5 separate regions of the Mus musculus genome follow, and regions 2, 3, 4 and 5 are each linked to region 1. The links are chromatin loops, found by intact Hi-C in ENCODE. Cell type or tissue: left cerebral cortex. All regions are shown on one strand. Region 1 overlaps Gm32171 (a long non-coding RNA gene). Region 2 overlaps Dcps (decapping enzyme, scavenger). Region 3 overlaps Kirrel3 (kirre like nephrin family adhesion molecule 3). Region 4 has its middle 3.2 kb from the start of Kirrel3. Region 5 overlaps Kirrel3 (kirre like nephrin family adhesion molecule 3).

What was found. Hi-C counts contacts between places; a loop is a spot of excess contacts. Peaks named below come from ENCODE experiments on the same cell type or tissue, not always from the same donor. Only the 100,000 strongest peaks of a DNase experiment are listed, where the experiment ranks them.
Region 2: a loop joins it to region 1, with 4 times the contacts of the local background. A loop is called at or near these places in 4 of 42 quality-filtered maps.
Region 3: a loop joins it to region 1, with 4 times the contacts of the local background. A loop is called at or near these places in 10 of 42 quality-filtered maps.
Region 4: a loop joins it to region 1, with 13 times the contacts of the local background. A loop is called at or near these places in 13 of 42 quality-filtered maps.
Region 5: it touches region 1 in a loop (12-fold over the local background); 13 of 42 quality-filtered maps call a loop at or near these places.

Annotation. Positions count from the first base shown.
Region 1 is chr9:33,258,742-33,262,741 of GRCm38, reverse strand. Gm32171 (a long non-coding RNA gene) reads right to left here. Exons shown (of 4, transcript XR_870616.1): 3 at 1,420-1,601; 4 at 224-713. Among named protein-coding and RNA genes, the nearest start is that of Gm32171, 6.3 kb to the right of the region's middle. In left cerebral cortex, a CTCF peak has its summit at 2,393 (motif pointing left); a DNase peak (open chromatin) is centred at 2,374.
Region 2 is chr9:35,164,497-35,168,496 of GRCm38, reverse strand. All of the region lies in intron 2 of Dcps (decapping enzyme, scavenger), which reads left to right. Among named protein-coding and RNA genes, the nearest start is that of Dcps, 9.5 kb to the left of the region's middle. In left cerebral cortex, CTCF peaks have their summits at 953 (motif pointing right) and 2,102 (motif pointing right); DNase peaks (open chromatin) are centred at 1,098, 1,307 and 2,116; H3K27ac peaks cover 1,830 bases.
Region 3 is chr9:35,017,526-35,021,525 of GRCm38, reverse strand. Kirrel3 (kirre like nephrin family adhesion molecule 3) reads right to left here. Exons shown (of 17, transcript NM_001190911.1): 11 at 1,335-1,435. Among named protein-coding and RNA genes, the nearest start is that of Kirrel3os, 12 kb to the right of the region's middle. In left cerebral cortex, a CTCF peak has its summit at 1,918 (motif pointing right); DNase peaks (open chromatin) are centred at 1,925, 3,221 and 3,841; H3K27ac peaks cover 1,005 bases.
Region 4 is chr9:34,483,565-34,487,564 of GRCm38, reverse strand. It overlaps a transcript of Kirrel3 not described here. Among named protein-coding and RNA genes, the nearest start is that of Kirrel3, 3.2 kb to the left of the region's middle. In left cerebral cortex, CTCF peaks have their summits at 1,535 and 1,743 (motif pointing right); DNase peaks (open chromatin) are centred at 1,283, 1,518 and 1,694; H3K4me3 peaks cover 1,340 bases; H3K27ac peaks cover 1,430 bases.
Region 5 is chr9:34,489,437-34,493,436 of GRCm38, reverse strand. All of the region lies in intron 1 of Kirrel3 (kirre like nephrin family adhesion molecule 3), which reads right to left. Among named protein-coding and RNA genes, the nearest start is that of Kirrel3, 2.7 kb to the right of the region's middle. In left cerebral cortex, no CTCF peak of the experiment used is centred here; no DNase peak of the experiment used is centred here; H3K4me3 peaks cover 1,685 bases; H3K27ac peaks cover 119 bases.

The sequences.
Region 1 (4,000 bases):
TGACACTGCTGGTCATTCTTACCATCAAACAATCAAATAAATGAATCATACATGCTGTTCTCACTTCTCCTTTCTTTTCTTTGCCTCTAGCAATCTAATTTTGGTCCCGACTACAAAAAATATTATCTGCTGTTCTTTATGAAATCTAATAATCCATTCCCCCATTCATTGCCTTCCTTTAAGAGAGAGTGGGAATCGAGCAGCAAAGAAGCAGAGAGGAAAATTCTGGTGCAAACATGACTTTATAATGACAGCATGTAGGAAAAGCTATGAAACAATTGTTCAAAGGGTGCACGAAGCCTATGGGCAGTGAAAGATGAAATGTTTGAGGCAGAGGCAGAAAAAAAAAAAAAAAACAGGAAAAATCGGGTCCAAGTAAATCCAGTTGACTTTTCCATCCTAGTCCTCCTGGCTCAGATATAATTATATGGACAGTAAGGGAATATTAAGAAAATTCTAGCAGAGAAATGACATGAAGATCGTTCTGCTTTAGGAAGATGAATCTGACCTAATTCTGAATAGTTTGAATATGGTTAAAAGCTGTGCATGGAGTTGGGAGAATTAAATTTTATTCAACAGCATTTTTGAAGCTTCCCGTGGTGAATGTGTGACATTGTCCCATGACACTCTCCTATAGAAAAGCAGTGAGCAATCTCTAGTTGTAGCACAAGGCAACCAGGGTATAGTATATACATCTTAGGAGATCATGATTCCTGTAAGAGAAACGGAGAAAACCTTGGTTATATAGCTCTAATATAAGACATTGTAAGAAAGATTTCAAGACAAATAGCCATGACATTTAGAGTGAGTTTCAAGGAACGACTAATTAATATCAACTAAAGGTGAGTGTAGGCAGAGTGGCTTGTAAAAGACATGCAATAGCACCCACAGACTCTCCTACAATTGTACAATCTAAGGGCCTGTCTCACTATTACTCTACAGACTTGCTTTCCAGTGTCCTATCTCAAAGGTGGATATTGGTTAGGAGTTTCAGATCAATGGTATGAAGAGTTTGGGAATGAGCTGTACTGAATCCTCTGCAATGTTCTGACTTGGGGGAAATCAAAACTAGCCTGCTGTAGCAATCTTATTCTCCCAGTAATGAGATATTGTTGCTATTGATTCACCTGAGGACAGCATTGATGAGCTGTCCTGCTGGTGACTAGGGAGCAGTAAAAAGAGACAAGAACAAGAGGCATTGGTGGCCACCATGAGAGTAGGTAATGAAGAGTTCAGGCTTCCAAACAAAGGCAAGAAATACTAATTGTGCTTTCCTGGGTTCAAGGCTTAGGGTAACATGGTATCCCCTCATTGGAAAGAGGCACAAAGAGATGGTGCAACAGAGAACAATGCAGCTTCCCCCACTGACTGGCTTTTTGTTCTCAGGCAAATCATTTTTCTCTGACTTATTGCCCCTACCTATAAATGGAAGATGATAATCCTTGGTTGTTGTTATCACTAACTGGAAAATGAGATCCTGCGGGTGATGGACTTGGAAGTCATGTGGAGAAAGAAGCTCTTCCATAAAAGTTCCAGAAAGAAGTGTCAGCATCAGCCGGCATTTATGAACATGTGTTCTACACAGCATCCCACTGCATATCCTGCACGCCACATTAAAGAAAACTGCAAATTATCCGTGTCTGTGGAGTGGTTACATATCAAAAATAATCAGCCATTGAGATGTTATTAATACAGTCAGAAAAGAAAACAGTGGACGTGAAAAAGAAAAGAAAAGAGAAATATTTGTTAAGGCTTAACCCTCCAAGTTTGGCTCATTTAAGAATTGAGGGGGGGTTGGTTTTTTTGTTTTTTGTTTCTTTTTTGGTTTTTTTGTTTGTTTGTTTGTTTGTTTTGTCTGTTTATATTTCTTGTGCCTTCATCAAAGAGTAAGTAGTACACACAAAAAAGATGCTGAAGACGACTGCAGTGTGTGTTCATCTGCTGACTGGAAGTCTGCTCATAGCAGAGAGCATTGGACAGGAGGATGGTAGAGCCAAGAGGCCCGGGAAGGACACCACCACAAGGGCTGACACTTCAGAATTGCCCTGGTTGGGGGAGTGAAGTGAAAAGGGGGCTGGTGGCAGGATCAGGCTTGACCTGGCTGCTGAGGGAGAAATGGAAATTGTGTGTAGTACAGGGAAGAAGTTTCTTCATGCCTAGGGGCTGGAAAAAGCCATACCAACTTGTACATACCACCGGTCTTGATGCTTCAAGAACCTCTTTTCTTATGTGTGAGTGCAGCTATTTTCCCAAGAAAATTAAAGTGCCTTACTCCGTTAACCTAAAATTCCCAACTGTGTTCTGCTCTGGATTAGATGTTTTCTCCCCAGGCTTTGGTCAGAGAGCACAAAGCACTAAGACTGTCAGAGGTGGGACTCCACCACCACCTAGTGGACAGCAGAGTACGGCTACCTCCTCACCCCTCATCACTTCAGAGAAGTCGGGGTAACCAACTTGCTAGAACACAACCAAAGCAGGGGTTACTTTAAAAACTGTCTCACTGGGAGATTCATGTATCAGTCACCCAATAGGGTAAATTTTCAAACAATTCATTGAGCTGCTGAAAACCAGGAGTGAGGTCTATATTTCTGCAAGAGGTGGGCACACACACCCATGGGATGTGTCACTTGACCAAGAAAAAGCATCAGGCCTCATCAGAAGTAAGCTAGCTTTCCATTTTAATCTAGGGAACTCCCTAGTCTACTATATTAGTTCATTATGATGAATGGCTATAGTCATTTCTGTGTCCACTGCCATCTTTCTTTTGGCCACTAAGTCACTCTGGGGATATGTGTTTTTTAAACAGACATAATGCTTACCATCGTATATATGATGTATAATAAAACAAGTGTATGTCTTTACATATAGTCAAAAACTAGCTTAAACTTGATGAGTGCTGCCTGTAGAAGTTTTCTTGAGGCTCAGTGACATATAACTGAGTTTTCGAGGAACAATATCAAACTGTGACATGGTCAGTGTTTGTGTCAATCTAACAGTGCAGTGCTAAGTTTTGGTCAGACCCTAGTCTAGTTGCTGCTCTGAAAATGTTTTTAAATAAGGTTTGCATTTCCATTGCTAGGCTTTGAGTTACACTTATTACCCTCCAGTATGTCCAAGAGCTTCATTGACAGCTTTCAAAGCCACATGTGCCTGCAGAAGTCTCCAGAGGTCCTTCAGAAGCCAAATGCCCTATCAGCTCCACCCTGAGGCTACAGACTGCTGGCTGGCCTTCCAGAATCCAGCCTTGTCAGATATCATGATGTCTACATAAATTAATTCTTTTAAATGTTTCATTAATATATGATGGGTGGATGGATAGAGGATTGATGATAGATAGAGGTTGTTGAGATGCCTCAAAAGTTAAGAGCACATATTGCTCTTGCAGAGAACCTGAATTACACCAGCTTCCAATTCTGGCTCCACAAAAGTAGGTTGCTTCTAACCTCTATGGACATCAGCACTTATATACACATCCTCACAGAGATACCAATACATGCATATATTTAAAGTCTTAAGTAGAAAAACAGATGACAGATGGTAATACACATATATATGCAGATATATACATATACATACAAATGTATGTATGAAAAAGATCTATGTAGATATACATATTCTATAGGTCAGATTCTATAAAGAGGGCAGGTTTGATAAAGAAAGCTATTCAAACTACAACAGCATCACAGTTTTAATCTACAGAGGGACTTAGTAGTTTACATCAATGGCAGCACTTTAAGATACGTTTTCATGAACAGGCTAGTTAAGGTTCTCTAGACACGTAAAGGGAAATGAGTGGGCATGGCCTTATGGGAGACCATACTTAAGTGTGCCAAGGTAGCTTCATGTAGCTTTAGACCATGGTGCACAGGGTGAAGTGGGATAGCAAGGGACCTACAGTGGGAGAGGTTACCTCGAAGCAAACCTTGAAGAGTGATGACTTCTGTCAGAGGCCCTGTGAAATTCAGTGTGGGCGTGAATGTTTTGCATGCAATGAAGGTCA
Region 2 (4,000 bases), 1.9 Mb before region 1:
CATAGGTGAAATTCAAGAATATATTTGTGCATTATTCAGAAGCAGTCAGCATCTATTTAGTAGTAGTTACTATGATTATTTTGGTGTGCTGGCCTCAGTGCTAAGTACCGTTGCTTCAGAGTCCAGTAAGATGCTATCTCTGACCTTAGGCATGTTTAGGGCAGGGCAAGAGGGCTGTGAGTTATTGTGAAGAGACAGAGAGACAAATGCTGTGGGTCCTCCTACCTGAATGGAAACTTTGGATAAGAGTTCAGCTTTGGGCATAGGCCTGTAGTCCTAGCTCCTGGAAAGGTGAAGCAAAAGGCTCAAATGTGTGGGCCATAGAGGGAGTTCAGGACTGGCCTGAACAATTTAGTGAGATGCTGTCTGAAAATAAAAAGTGAAAGAACACTAAGGTTGTGGCTTAACAGTGGAGTGCTTGCACGGGTCTGAGGCCCTAGGTGTAATCCCCTTTACTACATGTAGGAAGACAGGCAATCACGTCATAGGCGGTTAAGGAGAAGCTCTTCATGTGCTGGTCTTTGACAGCTTGTCTATCTCCCAGTGCTTGACAGTTGTGGTAGCAACCATGCAGCCGGCAGGCATTCAAGCATGCAGACACAGTGTTCCATCCAGTCCTTGTTCAGGCCTCAGATATCAAGACCCTTAGCTCAGAGTGTTAGAGTTCTTGTGTAAGTCAGTATTCCATAGCATTTGATACTAGCCAGTGTTGCAGCTTTTGTCTTAGGGTGTCTGATAATGTTGATTTTAATGAGTTCATGGTTTCCAGGAGCTCTTCTAGCGAACAGAGCCCGTAGTTCCTCCTATCTGTCTCCTTATTAGTCTTTTATCCCTTTTCACCTCTGCCCCTTCTTGTCTTCTCCCTTCTTAAAAAAAAAAAAATTTGTATTTTACATATGTGGGTGTTTGTTTGCATGTGTGTCTAAGTACCATGTGTGGTCAGTGCCTTTGGAGGCCAGCAGAGGACATTAGATTTCTTGGAACTGGAATTACAGATAGTTGTAGGGATCACGTGGGAGCTGGGAACAAACCCTAATCCTGTAGAGGAGCAGCCAGTGTTGTTAACCACTGAGTTGCCTCTCCAGTCCCCGTCTCTCTTCTCGCTTCTCTCCCCCTCCTTTGCTCTGTCCACTCGTGAACTGTCTGGCTGCTGCCACCCTGGCCACTGTGCTGTGCCTGTTGCTTTTTCTTTGTGTTTCCATCTCTGCTCCATTAACAAAAGTAGGCAAGAAAAGACCACTTACGAGAGGACATTTGTTGGGAATAATTGGGCAGAAGAATGTCTCCTAGCCTATCTGCTTATAGAGCCAAGGAGGGGATCATGCAAATGAACGTTTGTGTCCCCATGAATTGAGGCATTGTTCCTCCTGTACCAGTCACAGCAGCCCCTCAGCATCCATCAGGATAATTGTTCTCTCTAGCCCGAATAGACCTGGTTACAGAATATCACAGCCTACTGAGGGTTGTGATGGCAGGAACTCGGATACAAACTGTTTGAACCGGTTGTGGCTGGAGCTGCACCTTCAGGAGCTGGCAATCATTTCTCAGTTTACTTGAGTGAACTGAGTACTGCTCACAGCCAGAGAGGGAATTGGGGGAAAAAAAAATCACAGCACACTTCACATGCACAAGTAGTCCTTTTGCTAGGTCATTAGAATTAGTGACCTGTGGCCTCTGGCCTGTGGGTAAATGATTGCCAAGTCCTCTAGAGTTCAGCAATGTAATAGAAAAAAAAAATCTAGTCATAAACTATTTGAAATAGCCAAAGCTAGCTGGGGCTGCCCATCAGGAACCAGACAATTAGCTGTAATTGTTGTATAGTTTCTTCATGCCATCCCCTGGAACATTTAAAGTGGTCAGCGTTGCCTGGCTGTTTGACTGACCTTTGGTTAAGGCAGCTGGGAGTCCAGCAACTTGAAGTTACAAAGTCAGGTTGCCCATTACCCAGAGGCTTGACTTATTTACAGAAAAATGAACATTAGAAGGCATGTTTACTATAAGGGCTTGCCAAAATTATTATTAGCACTGACATAAATTTTAGCATATTTCAGCAGTACAAGGAGAATAACTGAAGTATCCACAGATTCCTTTTTTTTTTTTCCCTTTGGGACAGGCATTCCATAGCCACAAGGTGTCAGTGTTACCAAAGTATTCTGACTATTAGCTCTCCAGCACCAGGCATCCTAGTCAGGACCTACCTAGAGCCTGTGTGACGCCCGCCCCTGCCTCCACCCCTGCCCTGACCACCCCCCCCCCCCAGTCCCCCATGCTTCTCTGTTCTCAGCTTCTGAATTACAGCTCACTGTGGCCTATCCCATGGACCTTAAAGTGAAATTCCTGCAACTTTAGTCCTCTGTGCCCAATACACTGTTGTATCTTTTTTTTCTGTTTGTTTGTTTTTGTTTTGCTGATCCCTGGCTCTTCTCAGCCTTTTCTAAGCAGGCTGCTGTCCTGGACTCAGCATCAATCATGTTTGATGGATTTCTTTTGGTATTTCTTCCATGACTGGTGATGTTTTCCTCTTATGCAAACCTGAGAGTATGCAGTCTCCTCTCCCATTTTTTTCCCTCCAGATTCTCAGCTCACCAAAGTAAGTAGCCTAGAGTTAGTCCCTCATGGTTCCTTACACCAGTGGCCCAAGGAGGGAGCATGGGCTTGGGAACTAGGCTTGCTTAGGCCATGTCCCAGAGTTAATCCCTAATAGCATCGTTCCTCTGTACAGCCACAGCAGCCCCTCTGCATCCATCAGGATGGAGGTTCCCTTTCTAGCCTTAGACCTGGTTATAGGATATCACAGCTTACTGAGGGTAAGGAGTAAATGTGGGTTCAGGCAGACTTGGGGGGTGGAGGCCTGGCTCTGACATCGGCCATTGGAAAGGCCCAGGGCATTCTTGTTCACTTAACACTTGAAGTTCTGCTCTATCCAGATGTTCTAGTAGGTGAGTCCAAACAGCATGTGTCAATTGTCTTTGGGTTTTGAGGGGAAGACAGACAGCAAACAAGTGAACAGTGTCTGAGTGGCCCTGGGCAGAGAGCTGCCCGGGCTGTGCAAATGAAGGCCACACACAATCAGAGCGAGACCTGATGACTGAGAAGGAGCCAGCTCGAGAAGGATGGGTGTTCTAGTCTGGAACAGAAAAGAGGCTCTTATGCTGGAAGTGCAGGTGAGAGCAGTGACTGCAACATGGGCACAGGAAGTGGACGAAGTGACTTTAAGAATTGCCTTTGTTGGGCTGGCGAGATGGCTCAGTGGTTAAGAGCTCCAACTGCTCTTCCGAAGGTCCCGAGTTCAAATCCCAGCAACCACATGGTGGCTCACAACCATCTGTAACGAAATTTGATGCCCTCTTCTGGAGTATCTGAGGACAGCTACAGTGTACTTACATATAATAAATAAATAAATCTTTTAAAAAATTGTCCTATGGTAATGACATAAAAAAAAAGTCTAATGTTCTAAAAAAAAAAAAAGAATTGCCTTTGTTAACCCGGGCTAGTAACTGAATACATCTCAATGGGACCATTAGGAAATAGATAAAAAGGAAGTCTTTTACAACAGATTTTAGTCTCTGTCCTCAGTGAGAGGTACATTTTATTTTATGGTTTCATACATACAAATAAATGCACATGAATATTAGTGGACCAGAAGTTTCACAAAACAATACAACTTTATGATAGAATCACCAGTATTTATTTCAAGTCTTGTTTCCTTTTTGAAATACTGGGTTAACCTCCTAAAGTGATGCCACGGGTTCCAACCCACTGAGATAAGTAAGGTGTACAAAGTTCTTAACACTGCAGCAGGCATATGGTACAGATTGAAGAGTGTCACTATCACGACTGTAACAGTAAGTTATCTCTTAATGTTTTTACAGCTTCCCCAGTATCTGATCCTTGACAGATCACATAGGAAATGTGGCTGGCCCTGACCATGGCAGGTGGTAACCATGAAGAGCCTGTGGGCCAGTCTGTTGGCATCTCACATGGTTGATCTTCGTGTGTC
Region 3 (4,000 bases), 1.8 Mb before region 1:
CCCATCTGAGCTACAGCCTTCCAGCACTGTTATACTGCAGGCTGGCTTCTGGGCAGTCTTCTAGTAAGACCATCTGTCGTGGTTTGAATGAGAATAGCTCCCATAGGTGCATATGTTTGAATACTTGATCTACACTGGTGGAACTGTTTGAGAAGGATTAGAAAGTGTGGCCTTGTTGGAGGAGGTGTGTCACTGGGGGTAGGCCTTCTGCTTGCATATCAAGATGTGGACTCTTAGTTGTTTCTGCCACTGTGTGCTTGCTCTGCCATCATGGACATTATCTAACGCTCTGAGCTGCAAGCCTAATTAAATGCTTTCTTTTGTAAATAAACTCTGTTTTCTGGTTTCCCTACAGTGATACAAAGTAACTAAGACACCCTCATTGAGGCACGGGGTTACTAAAGTAACACTTGCCTTCAGAAGTGCTACGCAATGCTCTCCTTTTCTTTGTTTTTATACTGGAGCAGCTACCAGTTTCAGATCGATGTGGGGTGGTGAGGGTGCATTGTGCTTAGAAAGATGGATTAGTGGGCTAGGTGTTTGCCACAGAAGCCGGGTGTCCCGAGTTAGATCTCTAAAATGTACATAACTGTGAAAGGAGAGAACTGATCTCACAAAGTCCTCTGATCTCTCCTGCTGATCTCAGCACTCAGTCCACCTTCACATCCTACTCACACAATGATAATACATTTAATTTTTTAAGTCTTTCTTAATAAAAGAAATGTAAACACCAAGGTGCAATGAAGGTGGGCTGGGGGGTGGGGGTGGGAAGTTAGGTGGGCTGTGTCTGGTCTTCCCTGGAGGCTGTGAGGTTAGAGGAAGAAAGGATAATACAATGGCCATTTTAGAGGGGGCTTCTCCATATGGAAGGCACAGAGTACCTCCTGGACACCAGGAGGAGAAGAGGCAGAAGAGGATAATTCTGGGAGGCCCGGGGATTGCTGGCAGTAAACTGCACTCAGTTTACAATTTTATGACATTGGCTTTGAGCCCAGGAAAGAAAAGAAATGAGTTGTCCATTCCTGCTGCTGTTTTCAGTTGTCCTCTGCACGCAGGGTGCCTAATTCAGTCTGAATCACCAGTGTTAGCACTTGGAAGCATGTATACTATCCCCAAGCTTGCCTGCTCTGAGGCAGGAGGCTGCCTCCTCTTAGCTCATCTTCAGGGTATACTATCTCAAGACACAGCAAGGTATCATTTCATTCTAATGGAGGGGAAGGGGAGCTCCAAGGCTTGCACCAGTTTTGGGGGGGGCACCCGTGTCGCTGGATGCCGGGGGCGGGGTGTAGGTGCTCTGTGGGTACCTCACCACCTTCCCTCCCAGGAGCACTCACAATTCGGTCAGGCGGTGGTGTGCTCCGGATGAAGCATTTGATCTGGCCCTTCTCTCCGTGGAGGGCGTGCTGGGTCTGTGTGCTGGAGATGATGGGGGGTCCTGTTGGGAAGATGACATCATGTTGGGGATGCAGGAAGGGCAGAGCCCCAGCTGGCACCCTCTTTTGATGGGTTCAGAAGCGTGTCCACCAATCCAAGCATTCAGCAAACGTTTACAGAAGACCTGTGCGTGCAAGGCAGAGTGCGAGGTAGAGGACCTGAAGATAAATTAGGCATTCCGTCATAAACGTCTCCTGGGAACGCGAGTGAATGCGTCCAAGACAGAATTCCCAGGATATAGTAATAACATGAAAGGTGGTGAGTATTCATGCCACAGGAGTGGTGCAGATAAAGACTAACTGGCTTCAGAGGAGAGAGAATAATTCTATCTGCAGGAGTGTTTTGCAAAGGAGATGGTGAGCTTGGGAAGGGAGTCGAGGCAACCACCAATATGAGAGAAGATTGCCAAGCAGATGGCATGGGAATGCCATCCAGCCTTGCTTCCTTGTTGGAATTCAAGCAATTTCTCAGTTTTCCAGCAGAGGGCAAACTTGCCTAAGAAATTGGGTATCTGTTGGGCCACGAAGGAAAGGAAAGTGGCGCTGTTCCTTCACCAAGGGTGGGAATTACCTTGCAAAAGGGATGTCTGGCTAGCTGACCTCATAGCCTAATCCTATACAGGTCCTAGAAGATCCTCTAGCTTACTGTCTTGTTTTTCTCCACATACACAACCAGCCAGGCCAGTTGAAACCACAGCTCCAAACCTGACTCAGTATTATCCCAATCAGTGTGTGTGTGTGTGTGTGTGTGTGTGCGCGCGCGTGTGTGTGTGTGCAAGCCAAGGGATAGCACCTGGAGTGAAGCCTGTCTCACTGACACTTCCAGTTAACTGCCCTTTATCTCCTTTATATAACTTGGGCTGGACTGGTTCAAGAATGAGGGTAGGGATGAAAACATTCTCGCGTGATCCCAGTCCCTGGGGTGATGGTTGGGATTTAGACCTCAGGAAAGATGGCTAAGAGGGAGAGATCCTGAGAAGAGGCAAAATTATGCTGGAAACAAAACAAAAATTGCCGCAAACATAATTGCTGTTTATTAACCACCTTAATTAAAACAGATTTGCATTTCTATGAGTGGTTCTCAGCCAAGGGGAAAAACAGGTATTGGGAGAGATGGCTTCTGAGTTCGGAATGGGAATAGCTCTGTCTGATGCACAGATATGGGAGACCTCAAGGTAAGAGCTTTGTCCACAGAAGGCTTTAGAAGTGGGCTGAAGCTGGCTTTCCTCCCCAGAGTTCCTCTACTCCAAGAAGCCGTTGGCTTCGAGCCACAGCGACTACATTCTGTGGCACCTGGGTGATGCTTTGCTTTGCAGCTGGGGTAAGTGATGATACCATAAAGAATCTTTTCCTTTCATTTCCCAGGAACTAGGAATCCCCAGGGGGTTCATGGGTCTCTAAAAGCTGTCAACAAATACATATACTTTTTTTTTTTTGGCTTCTTGAAAGAAAACCAAAAAACTAGGATAAAGGAAAGCAGGCTCGGAGAACCAATGGGTAATTGGCAGCTATCTTCCCCTTCCTCCTGGTACCTGCTTTGATCCAGCTCAGATTATAGTGGTGCCAATTCATTTCCCAAGGCCACAGGTCTGGCTGTCACTCACAGGAGGAGGGCTGTGAGATGGGTGTGTTCTAGACGCCAGGGCCGCCGGCTACCACCTCACCACCCCTCCACCCGTTCTCCAAATACAGGCAGGATAGACAGTTCCCAGCTCTTGTGGTGGCTGGCATGTTCCTCTCTTTGCATCATTTTTTTCTAGGTCCCAGTCACACAGTGACTAGCAGAGAATAAGCAAGGGGCAGTTCCCTTCCTCCTGATGATTCCTTCAGCCGTTCTCTACCCAGCAGCCCAGGGAAGCCATGCAGGGTGTGGGGGAAAAATGGACAGAATAACTGTTGGCTGGATGCCAGAGCCTAGGCTGGAATGTGGGTCCTTCTGAGGGGTGTGTGTGTGTGTGTGTGTGTGTGTGTGTGTGTGTGTTTCCCAGGAGCAAAGGAAGATTTCCCCCCCCCCCCAAAGTCTTTTTAAGTTCCCAATAAGAAATGCCTGAATGTCTTAAAGCAACAGTAAAAACGCCAGCCCCTCCTTCCTTTCCCTTAGACACAAGGATGCTCAGTTAGTAGCTCCAGGCAAGTGTGTGTCTGAGGGTCCCGAGCCTTGGAGGGAGGGGGGGTCACAGCTGACAACAGGCATGGCAGCTTGGCTCCTCAGCGCCCTCCCCAGAGCGGGCAGTGGGGAGGGTTGCCGATTTCACTGTGGCCTGGCGCGCTGAGCGGAGTGTCAGACACAGGCGCGGCAGGAAAAGGCTGCAGCCTGTGTTGCCATGGATATACCGAGGCGCGATCAGATGCTGTTATTTTTAGCCCTGCAGTGCCAATTTATTGGTGGCATCCTGGGGACACACAGGAAAGGCAGGAGGGCTTGGGAGTCTGGGTTCTGCCAGGGAGAGGTGACGTGTGAATGCTCTGCTGTCTGGTTAGCTGGAGTAGATTGACCATGTCTCTGCAGCAGTTGCCCTTCTGGAAAGAGAAGAGGAACCACTGGGCAGGAGCTGAGTAATGGGGAC
Region 4 (4,000 bases), 1.2 Mb before region 1:
GCTTTCTCAATGTGCGTCATTCAACATTCAATTACAAAATCAATCATTACTTTCTGCAGTCTTTGGACCTTAGGGAGTCCTTTTAGGGATCTCTTACCCTTCCATCAGTATTACAGATATGGGGCTTTGCTGACTGCAAGGCACATTCCAACTCTGAGTTTCCACATGGATGTTAAAAAATGTTTCTTAGAATTTATGAACAACAAAGAAGCAGGGACGTATGCATAAGTGTGTACTGGTAGGAGCTGACACCTGGCAGTGACATTCAAGATCTATAAATTAGTAGGTGTATGCTTTCTTGACTTTTCCATTCTTATCATAACAGTTTGTTTAACTACATCTCTTAGAGGCTGTTAAACATATCAAAGGGAAATCTATAAGCATGTGTGTGTGTGTGTGTGTGTGTGTGTGTGTGTGTGTGTGTGTGAAGATGTTGAATAGCAGAGGCAGCCCCATCAGCCAAATTTGCAAGGCACAGAAGCAACATTAGCATAGCCTTGCTCCATTAGCTTGGCATAGAAGAGATAATGCAATAAAGCACAAGAGGTAAATCAGAAACACGCAAAAGATGGGTATTAATCCCAAGTAGCATATGCGATATATGAAGGGTGAGGATCTGGCATATATAGTGTTGAACATCAGCAGCAGTTTTTCACTAAATATTCAGGACTAAGGGAGATGAAAGGTCTGAGTCCCACTTCAAAGGCCAAACCGAACCTGCTAAGATGTAGAAGGAATGTACCTGCCCAGGCAGCATTTGATATTTTAACTAAAGATTTATCCTCTCAGCTGTTGGTTAATTTTCATTGCAAGCTTCTAAATGGCCCGCGGCCCAGGTTTAATTCAGCCCCTCTGGGGGAAATATTTTAAAAAACAGGGTCGTGAGGCCAGTGAAGTGTGCAATACACGGCTGGTCATCAGAAACACATAGCAGTGTATGCACACCATACCGGCAAGGCAAGCTCACTCTTGGAAGAGAGGAGTGGGAGTCCAAGGTTGGGAGGACCACGTTTTGCTTTGGATCTTGTCTCCAGGATCCGCCTAGTGACCCCCTACGCTGGTTGCGGACCCTCCCCTTTTCTAGCCAGCAGGGTGTGTTTCCCCCAACCCCGGACCCCATTCACTCCCTCCCTCAGCCTCCGGTCTCCCGCAGAAAGAGAAAAGGCTTGGATTAAGTAATGAGAGGACTGCTTCTAAAAGGACCAGGAGGCGTTTAAATCCTGAGTGCCGGAAAACCAACGGCAATCTTCCGCGGCTACCACGTGGGGCAGAGAGAAGGCGAGCGATACCTGCAGGACCCACAGGCTGCCGGGCTCTGGCGCCGGCGCCGGCCCCGACGGAGGCCCCGCCATCTCCGCCCGCGCAGGCTGGCGGCCTCACCTCCTCCGGGGGCTCGGTTAACCTCCCGGCTCTGTAGGATGGCCTGCTCGCAGTTCGCTGCGAGGGAGGAGGGAGGCAGGCGATGAGAGGACGGCTCCACCTGATGGAGAAGCTTGGAGAGTCCTTAGACCGGTAGTGCGCATCCAAGAGGGGCAAGGAGGGTGAGCACCATCCCTGCAGGCAGCCTCACCATCTAGGGGGTGATACGCAGAGGACGGAGTCTCAGAGCACAAAGCCACCGGGAATGGTAGCTATCAAGAGATTGCAGAAAGCCAGCAACTTGGGAAGCAGCCTAAATTCAGCTTTCAACACAGACAGACTCCAGGTCTCCTTGGAGTCCACTGTGAAAGGCTGGGTCCCTCACCAGCAGGTGGCACCCTCTCCAGTCTTTCTTCTCCAGGCTTATAGCCTGGGAGGGGGACTTCACTAGGCCCCCGGACCTGGTCCCCAGGCCCTTAGCACCAAGTGCTCTGTCCTTTGAATACCCCCCCCCCCTCGGTCCCCTACCTCCGCTTAGTTTCCTGCGGGGTAAGCTGGGAGATCTCTCAGAGAGCCGCGTGCTGCTAGGTGTCCACAGAGAATCGCACGTACCTTCCAGTTCTGCTACTTGCTGGCCAAGAAGTTGCAGAAGGACCAAGCCCCCATCGGATAGCTTCCAAGTCCTGCTCTCTGGCAGTGAGCATGTCCTCTGCTCCCCACTAAGCCACGATGAAATCAAAGGACTCTACAGACTCAGGCTTATTATGGTCCCAGTGGCCATTTTTCAATGACTGTCGTGGCTCTCTGTCCACTACCAATAACATCTATTGCCCAGGTTTTCTGCTAATGCTCAATTGGAGATTTTAAGGCGTGTAGAAAGAGTATTTGATTTCCTCTTCTTGCAAAGTTTGTCCTTTATTTGGGGGAGAGGTATACACCCAGGAAAAACCATGAAACACCACACTGGCTTTTTAATAAGAAAGAAATTGCCCTGAAGGTCATCATCTATCGCAGATCATCTTTTTTAGATGGGATCGGGTTGATTTGCCTGATAGGGCAAGGAACTACAGAACTAAAAAAGTCAGGACACAGGGCATCTTGTGGCCTAGAGCCTCTGCTGGTACTCTACTGGCTCCCCACCCCCACCACACATTGTCTCAATGTACCCATGTGCATACGTAGGACCCCCTAAGGAGAAGGAACGGCTTCTTTACGAGTCAGGCAGTCAGCACCGAATTCCCAACTTATGACGTCTTTGCAGTACATACATTATAAACCACATTCTTTTGATTTTTACACATTCTGCCTGTTCTGGTTGAAACCTTCTTGCCCAGAGATTTAACACATTTTGAAGGGGTCCCTACTGGGAGCTCAGAGTAAGCTGACTCTCCATGCCTAGTGAAGTTAATAAGGGCTGGAAACTACATACACTTCTAGAAACCAAATGGTTTGCAGAGGCCCTCTCTGGGTGGCAGCCATCTGACCCGGGCAGGGACAATCTTCTAGCCTATTTCTTTTTCATTTCTCTGAGCTACATTTCTTGCTCACATAGGTGTAGCTGGATTATAAGACCTTAACCCCTGTTCGCTGTGGTTGGTCTCTCTGTTGTAGTGGAAATGGCCGGAGGAGCCAGGTGTTCAGCTTTTAAAGAGTACTTGTTAAAGCCCACCTGATTCCCCAAAGATTAGGTCAGCCTCTGGACTGGCCCCTGTCCTGGACATTGCTAATGGCTATGCATATTTAATGAACATGGCTATGTCTTCTTCACTTATAAAATGACTAGTCTGAACCTACAGATCTTTGAGGTCCTCCTCAAACAAACCCTTCTGATTTTGACAGGCCACAGTTCTCGGCACGGAGAGATCAACAGTGGTGTCACCAACGTTATCAGTGTTAGGGTAGTTTATTTTCAGGTGTCCATCCCTGGGAAATCGGCTGTAGCCATGAACTCTCTTGGGGCCCCTCTGATGTCATGGGTTCCAACTTTCACCGGCTTCAAATTCATTCTACTCTGGATCCACGACTTGCTTGTGTGCTCTCCTCTTCTCCTTATTTTCCCCCTTACCATGCTCACATGCAATCTGGGTTCTGGATTCCAGAATAGATTTTCTTCAACATGAATCCTATCATTATGTTGAATGCAAACCCTTTATTAACAAGAGAGTGATGATGGCAGTGTAGCTGATGGGAAAAGAATTCCTTTAGCGTCTGTGACGGCCACAGCACTTTGCACTTGATCCTAACGTGAATCACATTTTACTGCAAAACATCTTTTCTCTGATACCCTGGCTACTCGATGAGTGTAGGAAGAGCATCACTCTAGCTTGCTTGTGCCTCTGCTCTCGTTCTGGTAGGCAAGAAACACCAAACACACTGTTGAATGGATAACAAAGCTTTACCTAGTGGCCCACATCTTGCCTCCTGTTTTCTAAATCCAATTTAACTTCATCCTCACTCTGTTATTAGGTCATTGTCAAACATCTGGCATGTGCCTGCCATGCTCTGGCTGTATTTTATGGGGCTGGGTAATGAATTGAGCCTATATATAGTCTGTGAAATGTGGAACCCACTTTAAGATGCATGGCACTATAGAAATGAAAGATATTTTTATCTCTTCAGCATCATTCTGCACAAGAATATG
Region 5 (4,000 bases), 1.2 Mb before region 1:
GGTGCCAGGAGCAGAAAGGCTCATACTCATCACTGTTTATCTTTCATTCTGAGCAAGGACAGGTACCCCTAGAATTAAGTACCCCAGAGTTAAGTACCCTTAGGGTTAAGTACCCCTAGAGTTGTTCACTCAAAGTTTATTTTTCTGATTATCCTCTGAACTGAACCCTTTTCCCTCCACTTCATTTTGGGAGCCCTGTCTAACAGGTTTGTGTTCTTTACCCAAGCTCCTCCTCTTCCCTCCTTTCCCCATGAGAGCTCTTGGCAAATTTGACCTCCTTGCAGTGGCTCCTCTCCTCCATGCTTACTGTCACCCCTCTGGCTCCTGCACCAAGCCAGCTCTCCTCACTCAGTCTGTTCACCCTCTATCTGATGTTCTTCTGTTTCCTTGGAGATTCAGGTTTCTTATAACTCTGCCATCCAATGGCTACCTGGTTCTCCTTTTGATGTGCCCTGTTCATCAGGAGAGCATCTATTAAGGAGGTGGATCCCAAACAGATATTCTGGTAGGGGATGCTACTTACAGGTAAAATATGAGTTTATTTTTACTCTAAATGTTCGGAACAGCGAGGAGCATAGACAAAGCAAACACGCATTCGGGGTAGGGCAGAGGTGGAATCCTGTGACCATTCCATCCCAGGACAGGACAGGACACGACACGACTCTCTGGGAATTCCAAGTGGAATGCCAGTACATGGAGAAAACACTCTTCTTAGAGCATGGGCAGCAGAAGCCACCATGTCTGTACCACTGTACATCGCCCAAACTGTCTCAGAACCGAAGATGCAAGAAAAGCAGGGAGTCTTCAGTCCTGCTGAGACCCTATTCCTTCAAAGTCACCTAAGATGTGTGTGTGCAGGGTAGATGGAATGAGGCTGGAAGATTAAGGAGGACATAGAAGGAAATGGCTGTGGTGAACTGAAATAATAAAGGGAAAAATGTAGCAAGTTCTAAGTTTATGGATGACAAGGGAATCAGTTCTTCTTCACCCCGGGGGCAGAACATACCGTTTCTCTGTGGGAGGCAAATTGTGCTGTGACATTATCCTTCTCTATACAAAGCTTGGCCATCCTGACAGCTGAGGGGAGAGGCATCCCCAGTGAGAGAGAGAAACTCTCAAACAGCATATGCTGGCAGCTCTCCATCCCCTATCAGGGCCAAACTGAGAGACACTGGCAGGGTGAGAACAGAGAACTGTCTCTTGACTTTTCTACTGCTACCTTACAAAGAAAGCAATAGTTGATCTCAATCTACAGGAGAAGCCCAAACTTTAGAAGAGGTAGGACGTTACTGACATCAACTATGCTATCTTCTGCCCTCTCTCAAGGGTTGTGGGACAAAGTAAAAGTGAATTAGTCAAAAATCCAGGAGAGCAGGGAGGATTGAGATGTACTTTAGGGGTTTACCCACATGCTAATGGAAATTTCACAGCATTGGGGCGCTCTGGGTCCTGGGAAAAGGAATGATGAGAACTGCCTTCTCAGAACTCCAAGAAGACACACAGATCCCCACTGGGACAAGTGCTGGGTAGCAGATGGCCATGCCTTCAGCATGCCACATAAAGTCCTACTGAGACCCCTGGCTCCTTGTTCTCTCTGAATGAAGGATTGTCCTGATCCTTTATACATTTTTGTGGGAAAACGTCCAGAGGGTTTAGTGTGTAGGAAGCAGGGTCCAGGCAAGTGGTTCTCTCTCTCTCTCTCTCTCTCTCTCTCTCTCTCTCTCTCTCTCTCTCTCTCTCTCTCTCTCTCTGTGTGTGTGTGTGTGTGTGTGTGTATGTGTGTGTAGAGGGAGTGCCATTGTGGTAACAACCTCACTCCTTGGTTAGAGAATCACAGTAGGGACCCTCTCCCTCTAGAATCCCATGGGCTAGTCTTTCCATGTCCTGTTGAAGGTAGCTCTGCTCTATCTAATAGTTTAATGCATGACAGTAGGTATGATATGGTACTAGGATACACACACACACACACACACACACACACACACACACACACATGTGCACGCACACTTAAACAGAATCTTCTGGGAGAATTTACAATACTCTGCACAACACCCATATTTTTAATGTGGATTAAGGCCAGAGAGATGGCTCAGTGGATAAACGTGCTTGCCACCAAGCCTGGTGAACTGAATTCCATCCCCAGAAACTACATGGTGGAAGGAGACAACCAACTCTGCAAGTTCTCCTCTGACGACACCTTCGCATCCACCTCCATGAGAGCAGACACACAAAAGTAGAGAAATGTAATATATATGCATATATTTTGTGTGTTCAGGACTCAAGTCAAAAGATCTTGCTATCACATTGCAATGAACCAATCAAACATCTTCCCTCCTAACTGCATGGTGCTGCTCCCCCACACATGATTTCTAGTGCCCAGAACAGGAAGCTTAGGTTGCCTGGCCCTGCACCTTTCTCAGAGACTTTTTGAGGCTGCTTTGGAACTTTATGGACTAAACATCCATTGTTGGACACTGCAAACCAACTTCAGAACACCAAGAGTTCAGGAGATGATACAGATTGCATGGGGCTGTGGTTTCTTCCTACTGCCCTCAGAGCTAAGAGTGGATGAAACAGAGCATTTACCCTTGGTAGGTAAATATTTAAAGATTCATATGAGGCAGTCAAGAAATAGCTTGGTACGGAGAAAGGATCAAGCCCAGTAGAAAATACATTCTATAATGATTCAGGCAGGCAGGGAAGCACTTTAGACACCTATAGGATGCACAAGCCAATCTGAGAAAGTACTGATCAAGCTTCTAAAAATACAAAAGGCTCACACAAAAAAAATCTATGCAAATCTGTATGTGTGTGTGTGTGTGTGTTGTAAGGGCCCCTTCTTCTCTTACACATTCTACAGGAAACTTTCCAAGTGAATTAGTTAAGAGGCAACGGAGAATGAGAGTCACTATATGTGTGTGTATGTGTGTGTGTGCAAAGGCTGTTTGTCCTCATGTTGCTGTAGGGGTTCCTGGGGAGATGCCCACAACCCATATGAATGTATAAGTGTGAGCTCATTATAAATCTGCATAAACATGCTTTATACATACTTCTAAGGGGAGGGGTCCCTCGAGTTTAATCAGGAGTGATAACTGCAAAGTTTGACCTGCATGGATAAGTGGGAAATCTACAGTGACAACAAGGACCGGGGAAAGGGAGAAGGAAGCCTGGTTTTACTTATATTTGGCTTCTCCTGACAAGAGAAGCAAGGGGTACACACTGTTTGCACAGGCAGCCACCCATGGCGATGTTCTGCTTTCTTAAAAACTTTTACCCTTCATTTAATCAACAGATGGATGTTCTCTGTTGTGGATTTTTTTTTTTTTTCTGAAAGTCCTGTCCCTCCAAGAGCTGTGCTGGCAGGCACACATGCTGCCTCAGATGGCAGAGGTGGCACTGCCATTCCAAAAGAGTGGGACGGAATGGGTTGACTTGGCTCTTTCAGTCTTAATTCCACAGGTGACTGTTGATGCCTTTAGCTAAGTAGGCGCGTGCTTAGTCCTCCCTCCACCATGACCCACCCCATGACTCTCAGTGGCAAGGATCCCAGAGGTAGCAAAGTTCTTTCTGGAGAGTCCACCTGCTAGGATTGCAGAAAGGAAGCAATCGGCACCAGGGGCGAAATTCCATTTCATACACCTAATCCAGTGCTTGGTAGGATTCAGAATTCAGCCTTGCTCAGGGAAATGGGTGACATTCAATGTAACTCTTTACAAGCGTTCTTTTCCCCAGCCACTGTAAATACCCGCCTCAGAACCTTCCCTAATCGCATCCCTTTCTGCAACTGTGCAGACCTCGCACATTTGCTTTAAACACACCCGGGCAAGTTAGACCTTACTGAAACTGAAATCTCCACCTACGCCAGGCTCCCCTTTTCCAACCTGGCTAGAAAGGCGAGCAGGCACCCAGAAGTTCCGAATGGCCTAGCCACACGGATGTTACCTAATTAATATACCGGGTGCATAAAGAACTTACATGCATCGGAGAGTTGGAGTTGGAC